2 separate regions of the Homo sapiens genome follow, and region 2 is linked to region 1. The links are chromatin contacts, found by Hi-C or POLR2A ChIA-PET in ENCODE. All regions are on one chromosome and are shown on one strand. Each heading gives the region's core, a stretch centred on a gene start or an enhancer-like site at or near the end of the contact. The rest is flanking DNA. Distances are from core to core; before and after follow the strand shown.

Region 1 (6,114 bases), core at 2,961-5,460:
TGAGTCACTAAGTCCAGCACACATGCAAGTGGAAGGAAGTTAGGCTCCAACTCTTGACGAGTACAGTATCAGAGTGTGACCATATCTTAAAACCTCCACAGTTAATATTATTAAGATGTTATTTTGGCCGGGCATGGTGGCTCACACCTGTAATCCCAGCACTTTGGGAGGCCGAGGTGGGTGGATCACCTGAGGTCAGGAGTTTGAGACCAGCCTGACCAACATAGACAAACCCCGTCTCTGCTAAAAATACAAAATTAGCCGAGCATAATGGTGGGTGCCTGTAGTTCCAGCTACCCAGGAGGCTGAAGCAGGAGAATTGCTTGAACCCGGGAGGCGGAGGTTGCAGTGAGCCGAGATTGCACCATTTTACTCCAGCCTGGGCAACAAGAGCGAAACTCCATCTCAAAAAAAAAGACGTTATTTCTCCCAAAATGTAAAAATTCAATGCACTCTCAATAACACTTCCATTACTTTTTTTTTTAATGTTTTGAAACAGGGTCTCACTTTGTTGCCCAGGCTGGAGTGCAGTGGCACGATCATAGCTCACTGCAGACTCCAACTCCTGGGTTCAAGCGATCCTCCTGCCTCAGCCTCCCAGGTAGCTGGGATTTGGGCGAGAGCCACCATGCCTGACCTCATTACTTCTTTTTGTTAGAACTGCAATACACTTACATTAGAATTTAGAATAGTAATGAATCATGGACAGTTAAGACAGCCTTCAAAGAAAGCGTTATGATGGGGATTTGCCCACTAGATATTAAGACATATTAAAGGTGTTAGTAATAAAAGGGAAAAAAAAAACAACAACAAACCTATATTGGCCCAAGAGCTAAGAAGTAGACCAATTAGAAGAGAAGGCCGGGCACGGTGGCTCACACCTGTAATACCAGCACTTTTGGAGGCCGAGGTGGGCAGATCACAAGGTCAGGAGATCCAGACCACGGTGAAACCCCGCCTCTACTAAAAAATACAAAAAAAAAAAATTGGCTGGGTGCGGTAGCAGGCGCCTGTAGTCCCAGCTACTCGGGAGGCTGAGGCGTGAACCTGGAAGGCAGAGCTTACAGTGAGCCGAGATCGCGCCACTGCACTCCAGCCTGAGCGACAGAGCGAGACTCCGTCTCAAAAAAAAAGACCATCCTGGCCAACATGGTGAAACCCCATCTCTACTAAAAATACAAAAATTAGCTGGGCGTGGTTGCACGCGCCTGTAGTCCCAGCTACTCAGGAGGCTGAGGCAGGAAAATCACTTGAACCCAGGAGGCGGAGGTTGCAGTGAGCCAAGATCGCGCCACTGCACTCCAGCCTGGCGACAGAGTGAGACTCTGTCAAAAAAAAAAAAAAAGCTCAGAAGTCAGGTACAATAGTGCTCCCCTGTAATCCCAGTTACTCAGGAGGCTGAGTTGGGGAGAATGCTTGAGGCCAGGAGTCAGCCTGGGCTCATCTCTTAAAAACAACAATAACAACAAAACCAGCAACAAACCACCTCAGAGACAGACCCATATATCTATGGAACTTGATACATGATAGAGGTGGTAAAACACACACAGGGATGGGACAGATTGCTTAATAGATGGTGATGGGGCATCTGGCTCATGACACAGAGAAAAATAAAATTGGAGCTCTATCTCACACCATATACAAGGACGAACTCTACATGGATTAAAGACCTAAATGTGGCCGGGTGCGGTGGCTCATGCCTGTAATCCCAGCACTTTGGGAGGCCGAGGCAGGCGAATCACTTGAGGCCAGGAGTTCAAGACCAGCCTGGCCAACATGGCAAAAACCTGTCTCTACTAAAAATGCAAAAATTAGCCAGGTGTGGTGGCACACACCTGTAATCCTAGCTACGCAGCAGGCTGAGGCAGGAGAATTGCTTGAACCCAGGAGGCGGAGGTTGCAGTGAGCCGAGATAGTGCCATTGCACTCCAGCCTGGGCAACAAGAGCGAAACTCTGTCAAAAAAAAAAAAAAAGAAAGAAAGAAAGAAACTGTAGGGGAACATTTTGTGACCTGGGAAAGAGAATGATTTCTTTAAAAGCACAGACCAGGCCGGGCGTGGTGGCTCACGCCTGTAATCCCAGCACTTTGGGAGGCCGAGGCAGGCGGATCATGAAGTCAGGAGTTTGAGAACAGCCTGAACAACATGGTGAAACCTCATCTCTACTAAAAATACAAAAATTAGCTGGGCATAGTGGCACATGCCCGTAATCCCAGCTACTCAGGAGACTAAAGCAGGAGAATCACTTGAACCTGGGAGGCGGAGGTTGCAGTGAGCTGAGATCATGCCACTGCACTCCAGCCTGAGCGACAGAGTGAGACTCCGTCTCAGAAAAAAGCACAGAACATAGGGGGAAAAATGATTATATCAAAATTATGGATCTTTATTCAACTAAGTTTACTGCTTACAAAGTTAATAACACAAATGCCAGAGCTGGAGAGGCTATTTCCAACACCTAAGGGATTAATAATTAGACTATGTGAGGAATCCCTGACAATAACAGGAAGATAAATATGGGAATTACCCCAACAGGAATATGGATGTACTGTATTCTGTATGTTAGCAAATTTGGTCTGTGTTGGGCAAATTCATTCTATGGATAAGAAATTTAGCCTCTGAGGGCAAACTAACTTATTCTTCGTTGATGTGGCGCTCAGAAGTGAAAAATCTGTCAAATCCATTTATTGTAAAGGTGGCCAAGACACTGAAGACTAAATTGTGAACAGTGGGCTCAGACACTACTTGATTGGGATAAGTCTATTGTGTATTGCGAAAGTCCCTTCTGTGAATCAAGGGCTCAGTTACTTTTTTTTTTTTTTTGAGACTGAGTCTTGCTCTGTCGCCCAAGCTGGAGTGCAGTGGCATGATCTCAGCTCACTGCAACCTCCACCTCCCGGGTTCAAGCGATTATCCCGCCTCAGCCTCCTGAGTAGCTGGGACTACAGGTGCCTACCACCACGCCCGGCTAATTTTTTTTTTTTTTTGTATTGTTAGTAGAGACAGGGTTTCACCATATTGGCCAGGGTAGTCTTGAACTCCTGACCTTGTGATCTGCCCACTTCGGCCTCCCAAAGTGCTGGGATTACAGGCATGAGCCACTGCGCCCGGCAAGGGCTCAGTTACTTTCGAAGAGAGCAAAAATTGCTCTATGGATTGGGATTTACAACCTCTGAAGATCGTAGCATCCTCTTTTGTTTTGTTTTGTTTTCACCCAGGCTGGAGTGCAATGGCGTGGTCTCGGCTCACTGCAACCTCCGCCTCCCGGGTTCAAGCGATTTTCCAGCCTCAGCCTCCCGAGTAGGTGGGACTACAGGCACGTGCCACCACACCCAGCTAATTTTTTTTTTCTTTTTTTTTTTTTTTTTTTTTTTTTGTATTTTTAGTAGAGATGGGGTTTCACCATGTTGGCCATGCAGGTCTCGAACTCCTGAACTCGTGAACCGCCCGCTTTGGCCTCCCAAAGTGCTGGGAATACAGGCGTGAGCCACCGCGCCCGGCCAGCATCCTGTTTTGTAAAAGCCATCTCAGGCAGTCTATTGGTGAGAAAATTAAGGGGCTGGCTTCACGCCAGCAGTCAGACAAGGGTGAGGGCTGAAGTCAGAGATGAGATGGAATGACGCCAGGGAAAAGGGTCCCATGACAGGCGGCTAGATGTTGAGCACAGAGGAGAAAGAGTAGGAGTCAGGGTCAAACCTTAAAACGTTGGGTCTGACATCATGGACTGTGAAGGGTGATGACATCAGTGACGGTGGGGGATAAAATGTCAGGCCTTTAAAGGGTATGAGGTTAAAGAACTAGAAGGTGAAGGAGGTTAACATCAGAGAATGGCAGGGACCTAGAGGAAGACGACTACGATGGTGAGGAAGACATCCGATCCAGCGGGGGAAATGATGGCAAGGACGGGAGGATGATGTCAGGGACAGCAAGTAGTATGAGATTGAGAAGGTTCCTTTGTGGAAGGGATAAAGGCAGCTCAGCCGGTTGTGGGGGGGATGCTGACGTTTAGGGTGCACCAGCTGTTCAAAAGTCGACCCCATTTCCGGAAACACCCCATTTCCGGAAACACCCCATTTCGCGGAGAACACTGCTCCCTTCGCTTTGCTGTCCCTTCCTCTCCCCACCACTCCGCTCCTGCTGGCCTCAGCCAATCAGCACGCACGCCGGGACGCGCAAGGGGAACGTTCCGGGACGTTCTCGCTACGTACTCTTTATCAATCGTCTTCCGGCGCAGCCCCGTCCCTGTTTTTTGTGCTCCTCCGAGCTCGCTGTTCGTCCGGGTTTTTTACGTTTTAATTTCCAGGTAAGTTGCATATGTCCTGCGAAACGGCGGCTCCTCGCCACACACGCGCCGCGCCGGCCGTGACCGGGGAATAGCGAGTGGGGAGAGTAATGGCCACTGACACGTAGGCTTGGCTTTCTCTGGGACGGGCGGGTCCCGTGCTTGGAGGTGAAACATTTCGGTTGGTGGGAGGCCGGCGCGCTGTATCTGAGTGTGAGGCCTACCGGGAGGGACTGGTGGCGTCGGTGGTGGCAGTGACCACGCGACAGCCGACACTTACTTTCCTTATCCCACGTGGCCGCCGCCATCTTGTTCTGCCGGCGTTAAGGGAACGCAGGGATGTTCTGGGCTTGCGCAGTGGCACAAAATGACGGGCGTGGCGGCTATGAATGTGAGAGCATGCGCAATGTGGCCCCCTAATGGTGGCTGCGCTGAGCCAGCTCCTCAGATTACCACCTTATTGGCCGCCTTTCTCAGCTTTTCTGTAGTTACCCATATTTTGTTCCTCTTTCTTGTCTATTTTCTGTGCTTTTTCTCTGCTTTCCGTCTCGCTATTTTCTCACATCTCCATTTTCTTTCTCCTTCCTGCCACCATTCTTCATGTTCTTCCCACAGGACTTGAACTGCCATGTCCTCTGAAGAAGGAAAGCTCTTCGTGGGAGGGCTCAACTTTAACACCGACGAGCAGGCACTGGAAGACCACTTCAGCAGTTTCGGACCTATCTCTGAGGGTGAGACGGGCCATACTCACAATGGGGGTTGGTGAGAGAAAGTCTGGGATCCTTGCATTTCAAGGAGTATTAACTGAAAAGTTAGGACCCACGCCTCCAAATTCTTTTTCTTCCTAAGCCTATGGTGTAGACTAAGGATGAGGGGAAGCGTCTTTGGGATTAGTGGGAGCGCTCCGTTTTCCCTACCTATGCCATCTCCTTTTCCGGCCACCCTTTGCTACTTAACCTTTGGGGTACTGACTGGTCCACATTGCTCCATCTTCTCTCCCTCTCACAGTGGTCGTTGTCAAGGACCGGGAGACTCAGCGGTCCAGGGGTTTTGGTTTCATCACCTTCACCAACCCAGAGCATGCTTCAGTTGCCATGAGAGCCATGAACGGAGAGGTGGGGCCTCCTATCTGCAGAGGGACCTTGTCCCCATCTGCGGCTTCCTTCATTCTTTTTGTTTTTCCCTCTGTGTCTGCTCGGGGCAGCGTGGCCACCAAGCCCCGCAGTGCCCACTCACAGGAGCATGACTGCCTTTTGTTCTAGGGGGTGGAGGGCAGCGGCAGACAGAGCCTGGCCGCCTGGGAGGCGACGACTGGTCCTGCATGAGGCCGAGAAGCCACCTGTGGATGGTTGACCTGCCTTGGGCTTAGGTAGTAGAGTCTGCAGACCTGTGGGCCTGGCCCGGAGAGGACCTCGTGAGTCTTCTGACATGGACTCTGAAGCCTCAAACCAAGAGAGGTGTCTGTCTAGCCCTGATAGTCGGGCAGCTTAGAGGAGTGGGGAGGAGAACTCAGCCTGAGTTCAGTCAAGATGTAAGTAGTAGCAAGGGGAACATGGTGCATTCAGGTCATTTTGTGTGGGATTCTATAGCTCCTGATGAAGCCATTCTGGGGTAAAGGAGCTTATTCTGGAACATGGCACCCAGAACCTGGTGCCCAGCAGGAATTTTTGGCCTCTTTTGCCCACTTACCCTTGCCTGCTCTTCCCTCACCATTGCCCTGACTGACTGCCAACCCATCATCCTTGTGTCTCCCACACTTAGTCTCTGGATGGTCGTCAGATCCGTGTGGATCATGCAGGCAAGTCTGCTCGGGGAACCAGAGGAGGTGGCTTTGG
Region 2 (6,358 bases), core at 89-2,588, 370 kb after region 1:
TGTGGTGGCTCACGCCTGTAATCCCAGCAATTTGGGAGGCCGACGCAGGTGGATCACCTGAGGTCAGGAGTTCAAGACCAGCCGAGCCAACATGGTGAAACCCTATCTCTACTAAAAATACAAAAAATTAGCCAGGCAGGGTGGTGGATGCCTGTAATCCCAGCTATTTGGGAGGCTGAGGCAGAAAAATCGCTTGAACCCGGGAGGTGGAGGTTGCAATGAGCCAAGATCACACCACTGCACTACAGCCTAGGCAACAAGAGCGAAACTCTGTCTCAAAAAAAAAAAAAAGAATTCGTTTTTCTGACTTTCCTAGCTCCACCTCTGTCCTCCAGAAAGCCCTCCTCTTCCCAGAAGGCTGGCACACAGGGCTGGGGGCCAGGCTTGACTTCCCTGTGGAGGGGTCTGAGGTTGGGGGGATGACCTGCAGAGGTAGGGGAATTCAGAGAACTTGTTTTGATAGAAACTGAAACTCCTCCTCTTGCTGACGCTGCACTTGTGGGCAATCTGCACCTGTTCTCCCCTCCCAGAGGCCAGCTGGAAGGGGGTCCCCCACCATTCTACCTCTGTTCCCATCTCAAACAGGGCTCAGAAATCCTCAGTACAATACTACAATTGGTCCCACACCAAAGACTTTTCACACTCCAACTCATTCTATCCTTACCAAAACACTCTTACTTTACCCAGGAGACACAGAAATGTGGCAAAGCTTGCCTGGGATCACAGATTTAGGGGGAGTGAAGGGGAGGCCAGGCTCTCAAAGGGTAACTGCTGGCCCCAGCTGATATTACCACCTTCACCCCAATCCAGCCACCATCTTAGTCACCTTACTCCCTGGGGCAGGACCTGATCTTGTGTGCCTCAGTTTCCACACCAGCACAAGCAGGAATCAGCTAGAACCCAGGAAAGGCATGGGAGAGGGCAGAGATTATAGATATCAGGGGCTGCATCTCTCCCTAGGGCCACAGAGGCCAATATGAACCTTACCCTCCCCATACACACCCCACTTCTTTCCTTTTTCTGGACACACAGAGACACCAGTATAGAAATGCACATGTGTATACACATACAGCAGAGACTGCCAAAGATGCTCCCTGAGGCCAAATGCTCACCCAACAAATCCCACAACAGAGAACTATCACATTCAATGAGTAGATGCCCTTGCCACTTCAGGAAAGACTGAAGATGTGAGGCTCTATAAACTGAGGGACCCCCTACCCCACCAACCTCCTTCCTGGCCTCTGGCAGGGTAGGTGGAGGGCAGGGGAAATAACCAAGAGCTCTAACAGACTAGCCTCAACCTCTCTCCTCTGTTGCCCGGGGGAAGTCCTTATGTAACTAATGTAATGTAACCAATAATGTACCCAGATTTATGTTAAGAAGCAAGACATGAGAGCCTGGATTATCTTCCTATAGGGTCCTACCATTTGCTTTAGAGACATCTGAGAACTGCCTACTCCCCAGGTAGCTGCCTGCCTCCCAGAAGAGCCACAGCAAGTTCCGCTAAGGGCAAAAAAGGAAGCTAGGTGTCTACAGGGAACCTAAAAACAAACCACACTAACGTGTGTACACACAGCTGCAGAGGGAGACAGGGACCTGGTCTGCTCCCCACTACCCTCCTGGTCCAGTGGGAACCCTGGCCCCACTGAGAACCAATCTCCTGAGGAGATGAGCCAGGACAAAGGTCTCACTTGCCTGTCAAGCAGCTGTGGTGTGACCTGGTCTGTAGCCCCAACTACCCCAACTAGCATACCCTCAGTGGGAGAGACAGAACTCATCCCACTGGATAGTCTGGTTCCTGAGATGTGTGCTCCTCTGCTCAAGGATTCCCACTGCAAGGATGAGAAACCTGAAGGATACACGGGAGAGGCTGAAGGAAGCTGGTGTACAGGAAATGGCCCGTGGGAATCTTCTTTCTGTGGCCTGGTTCAACCTCAAATACCAATGTTCTGACACTGGTTGTATGACCTAGATAGGGTAGGGTCTTGGCTTTCTCTTGAGGCCTCAGTTTCCCCATTTATAAAACAATCAAAATTGATCTCAGATCCATCCCTCCTAGTGCTGATGTTCCAAGACCAAAAGGCCCAGAAGAGTGGGCCTAGCTAATGTTTCTGGGCCTCATCGTGGTAACATGCACAGCCCTTGCCACTCCCCCATGGCCCATGTAGAAACAACCATGTGGCCTTCACTCTGCCCACAGAAGCTAGCACCAGGACCCTGGTCAGGGTTAGAGGTTTCTGCTGAGTCAAAGCCACATGGAGGGAGGGAGCAAGGGAGAGATGCAGAGTCATGTTTCCAGGAGGAGGTTATCTGAGCATAACAGGGACAGGGTGGGCCACAGGATACCTCTGAGGCTCAGGTTCCCACCTCCACTCCACCCAAGCCTTCAATGATGCTCATGAATCCCCAATAAGAGGAGGTGGGAGAGAACTGAGCGCAAGCAATGGATATTGCTTAACTCAGGGGAACCAATGGCAGGCAGGCAGCTACCTGGGGAGTAGGCAATTCTCAGAAGTCTCTAAAGCAAATGGTAGGACCCTATAGGAAGATAATCCAGGGGAACAGAAGGCAGAAAGCCACCTGCCTCAAGACTCCCAACAACAGAGGGCCACGTGCTCCTACTTGGAGGAGGTAAGGTCCAGAGAAGTCAAGGAACACAGCCAAGGTCATCCAGCCAGTTGACAACCAAGCTAAGAAGCTAAGGATCCTAGGATCATAAAAAGAATGTGTCCTGGCCGGATGCGGTGGCTCATGCCTATAATCCCAACACTTTGGGAGGCCAAAGCGGGTGGATCACAAAGTCAGGAGTTTGAGACCAGCCTGACCAACATGGTGAAACCCCATCTCTGCTAAAAACACAAAAATTAACCAGGTGTGGTGGTGCACGCCTGTAATCCTAGCTACTCAGGAGGCTGAGGCAGAAGAATCACTTGAACCCGGGAGGCAGAGGTTGCAGTGAGCCGAGATCACGCCACTGCACATTCCAGCCTGGGCGACAGAGGGAGACTCCATCTCAAAAAAAAAAAAAAAAAAAAAAAAAAAAAAAAAAAAAAGAATGCGTGTCCTTTGGACACCTCTGGGTTCCCAGGCCAGCTCTGGCTAATGGCCCTGAGCATGTCATTTCCCTTTCTATGCTTCAATCTTTTCACCTGTCTCATGGGATAATGATCCAAGTTTTGCAGTGAGCCTGAAGCACCCAGCTGAATGCCTAGCACACAGCAGGGGTCAAGGAAACAGTGCCCTCTATGTTTGCAGCCCCCGCCCAACTCCAACTCTCTGCTCCACGTTCCTTCCACTATTCAACACATGGCAGGAAGTCAGCCTGTAGGGCTTCACACTACAGTCTAAGCTGACTGCCATCTGTCCCCATCCAGGCGAGGCTGGAAACGGGGGCAGCAAAAAGCCCAGGGACAAAGTCCCCTTCCCAGGCACATGTATTATGCACTCTGCACCAAGGAAACCTCCAGATAAGGTCTAGAGACCAAGGGCCATGTACTTCGGGGGAGAGGCCAGAGGACTTCTGAGGTTTTACAGAGAAAAGCCAAAGGCAGCCCAGTCAGGGGAAATGTGTAGCCATAGTGCCGATAAGGAAAGGCCTTCAACCTGCCCTGGTCAGCTCTTCCTGTAAGTAGAGGCCCCTTACTGAAGGCCCCAGTGGGAGGAAGGGTCGGGAGTATTTGGGGAGAACAGCTAGATACATATAGACACACACACACACACAAATACTGCTCTTGATACGAGTTACTACAACAAGCCAGGTCCTCACTAGCTAGCCCCAAGGGTCGGGGGTATTTGGGGAGAACAGCTAGCTAGATACACACACACATACACACACACACACACACACACACACACACACACACAGAGAACAGCTAGCTAGATACACACACACACACACACACACACACACACACACACACGGCTCTTGATATGAGTTACTACACAAGCCAGGTCCTCACTAGCCAGTCCCAAGGCTTACCCTCAATGACTGCCCAAGACTCAGATGCCCGCTGCATTCTCTAATCCTAACTCCACCAGAAGCCCTGCTTACCCCACATCTAGCCTGAGGTCTCAACACAGGGCCTAGCACCTAACAGGCCCCCACCTATTCTTTCTTTGCCTTTCTTTTGTCCAAGATGCCCCGAAACCCAGCTCTTCCTCTGGGAAACATCCCAGGGAAAACACAAACTTGAGCCAGAGGGGTAGGAGGGATAAGTTTTTTCCCAGTCCAATAGAGCCCATTGCCTGAGCCTCTTCTGCTTGGCAGAATAGAGAGGAGACCATTCACTCCACCCTTTCAACAAACACATGTGACTCTGAGGCACCAGTGAAAATGGCATCTGGGTTTTACAAATGCTACTGTTCCATGAGGGTCTACTATATGTGTCAGGCACTAAAGGGATTTACCAAAGCAACTTCATTAAATCGTTACAGCATTAGGGTCTTTTAGCCCCATTTTACAGATGAGGAAACAGCCTCAGGAAAGAAGAGCTGCTTGCCTAAGGTCATACCAAGAATCAGTTGTGCAGCCAGGGATGGAGCCTAAAACACCCCAGCCCACCAGTAGACATGGGGGGTACCCACAGACGGAGAGAATAGCAGACCAAGAAGGAACTCAAAGAGGCATTGAGAATCAACACCATTTCACAGACGGGAAGACCAAGGCCAAGTGTCACAGCAGTTATGAGTCAGGGCCAGAACTAGAAGGTAGGTCTTCTGACTCCCAGCTCAAAGCTCCTATCAGAGGGCACTTTTCCTTGGTAGATATCAGAGAACCACAGGGAGGATCAGGTCACATTCCCAGCTTCCCCTTCACCCTAGCACAGGACCTCACAACTACTTGTTGGGTCACAGATTCAGAGCCAAAATGGCCTCAAAGATCTAACTCAGACTGGATAACAGATGGTATTAAGGCATTATTAATTCTGTTAGGTGCAGTAATGGCATTTTGATTATGTTAAAAAGAAGAGAGTAAGTCTGTATCTGTCAGAGAAACATACAGAAATATTTATGAATGAAATGATCCAATGTCGGGGTTTTGCTTTAAAAATACTCTTCTTTCAGGGGAGTGAGAAAGAGTGGGCGGGATAGTGATGAAACAAGGCTGGCCACGTATTGACTATTTTGAAGCTGGATGATGGGTACATGAGGGTTCATCATTCTCTCTACTTTTATATAAGTTGAAAAAAAATTCTATGATATAAGAAATTTGTAAAGATCTAGTCTGATAGCCCCCATACACACAGATTGAGGAACAGAGACCCGCAACACACCAGAGATGGGATCTGGGTATAAACCTAGGGGTCATACAGCCCAGGGTGGCAGCAGTATGCTATGGTTAAGAGCATGGGCCTCAGACTAATCTAACCCAGACACTGAATCCCAACTCTACCACTTATTATTTCACTCCAGACAAGTCACCCACCATCTCTGAGCCACTTTTCTCATCTGACAAATGGAAGCAACAGTAGTCCCTACACTCACCTAGCTTAGAGGGGAATCAAAGAGGTTTCCTGTAGCACCTGACAATGTGTCCCAAAGGATATTATTTTCTTTATCATTCTTCTTGCTGTTATTATGCATATTAATCTTGCACCACTACAATGTCTCAAGACCCACGGCTAGAGGTCAGATACCAACTTGAGGCTGGAGCCTAGAGTCCCTAAAAGATTAGCTAGCTCTGCCTCAACCCTGTCTCAGGGGCTATTCCTGATAACTGGGACACAGCTTAGGGGCAGCCCTAGGCCCTTAAGGACTAAGGCAGAGACTCACCTACAGCCCGGAAGAGACAGGCGCCATCCTCCTTCATCTGCTTGATGATGAAGCCCTTCTTGTCTCGTAGGGCCTTTTCAAACCAATGCTCCTGCTGGAGGGAAGAGGTGGGGGTCAGCAACAGGGAAAACCTGTACTCCCTCCCCAGGGCCCCGACCTCAAGCTCCCGAGAGGCCTAGATCATTGACAGAGAGGACGCTGGCCAAGGTAAAGTTCTCAGCCCTGTTTGACCACTCCATGCATGTGAAGTAGGAGACTCTTTTAGGGAATTAGTTGCTGAGTGAAACTAAGACTTACTTCCAAAAGGGTCCTAGGTGCCCTGAGAACAGTGGCCCCATATGCCTTATGGCTTCTGTTGACCTTGCAGGGCCTGGCCCAGGGAGCCACACTGCCTCAGGCAGCCAGAGACTCAGACCCAGCAAGTGCCTGGGTGGAGAATGTGGCTCTACCTCAAGGAGTTTCATCTAGGAAAGGTGGTGAAGAGGGGGTAACTAGCAAGAGCCTAGATCCTGAACCTGACAAAGGGCTAGAGGATTCCAAGATATGCTGTAGGCCGGGCATGGTGGCTCACACCTGTAATCCCAGC

The links. Hi-C counts contacts between places; a loop is a spot of excess contacts on that map. ChIA-PET counts read pairs that join two places held with the same protein, here RNA polymerase II (POLR2A). Pooled maps may share reads with other maps.
Region 2: a map of B cell shows a loop between it and region 1 (29-fold over the local background). The contact joins the enhancer-like site here to the promoter of RBM3 in region 1. A Hi-C loop is called at or near these places in 1 of 168 maps with a recorded cell type or tissue (B cell), 5 of 37 single-sample maps with no recorded cell type and 7 of 50 pooled maps. POLR2A ChIA-PET finds 5 or more read pairs at or near these places in 5 of 52 experiments (CD4-positive, alpha-beta T cell, OCI-LY7, Panc1 and 2 more).

Annotation. Positions count from the first base shown.
Region 1 is chrX:48,570,274-48,576,387 of GRCh38, forward strand. It overlaps RBM3 (RNA binding motif protein 3), which reads left to right and starts at 4,211. Exons shown (of 7, transcript NM_006743.5): 1 at 4,211-4,300; 2 at 4,895-5,010; 3 at 5,288-5,394; 4 at 6,041-6,114. The coding sequence starts at 4,908. RefSeq lists a cis regulatory region at 3,344-4,329 and enhancers at 4,086-5,285, 4,269-4,538.
Region 2 is chrX:48,938,418-48,944,775 of GRCh38, forward strand. OTUD5 (OTU deubiquitinase 5) reads right to left here. Exons shown (of 9, transcript NM_001136157.2): 2 at 5,773-5,866. Among named protein-coding and RNA genes, the nearest start is that of OTUD5, 16 kb to the right of the region's middle. RefSeq lists enhancers at 198-697, 708-757, 1,888-2,147 and cis regulatory regions at 1,712-2,862, 2,037-2,537, 2,952-4,152, 3,291-3,827. Within about 2 kb of position 1,339, at least 6 of the 41 ENCODE cell types and tissues checked have a DNase peak (open chromatin) inside an H3K27ac peak, as active enhancers do; they include B cell, CD4-positive, alpha-beta T cell and OCI-LY7, where a contact is called at or near this core.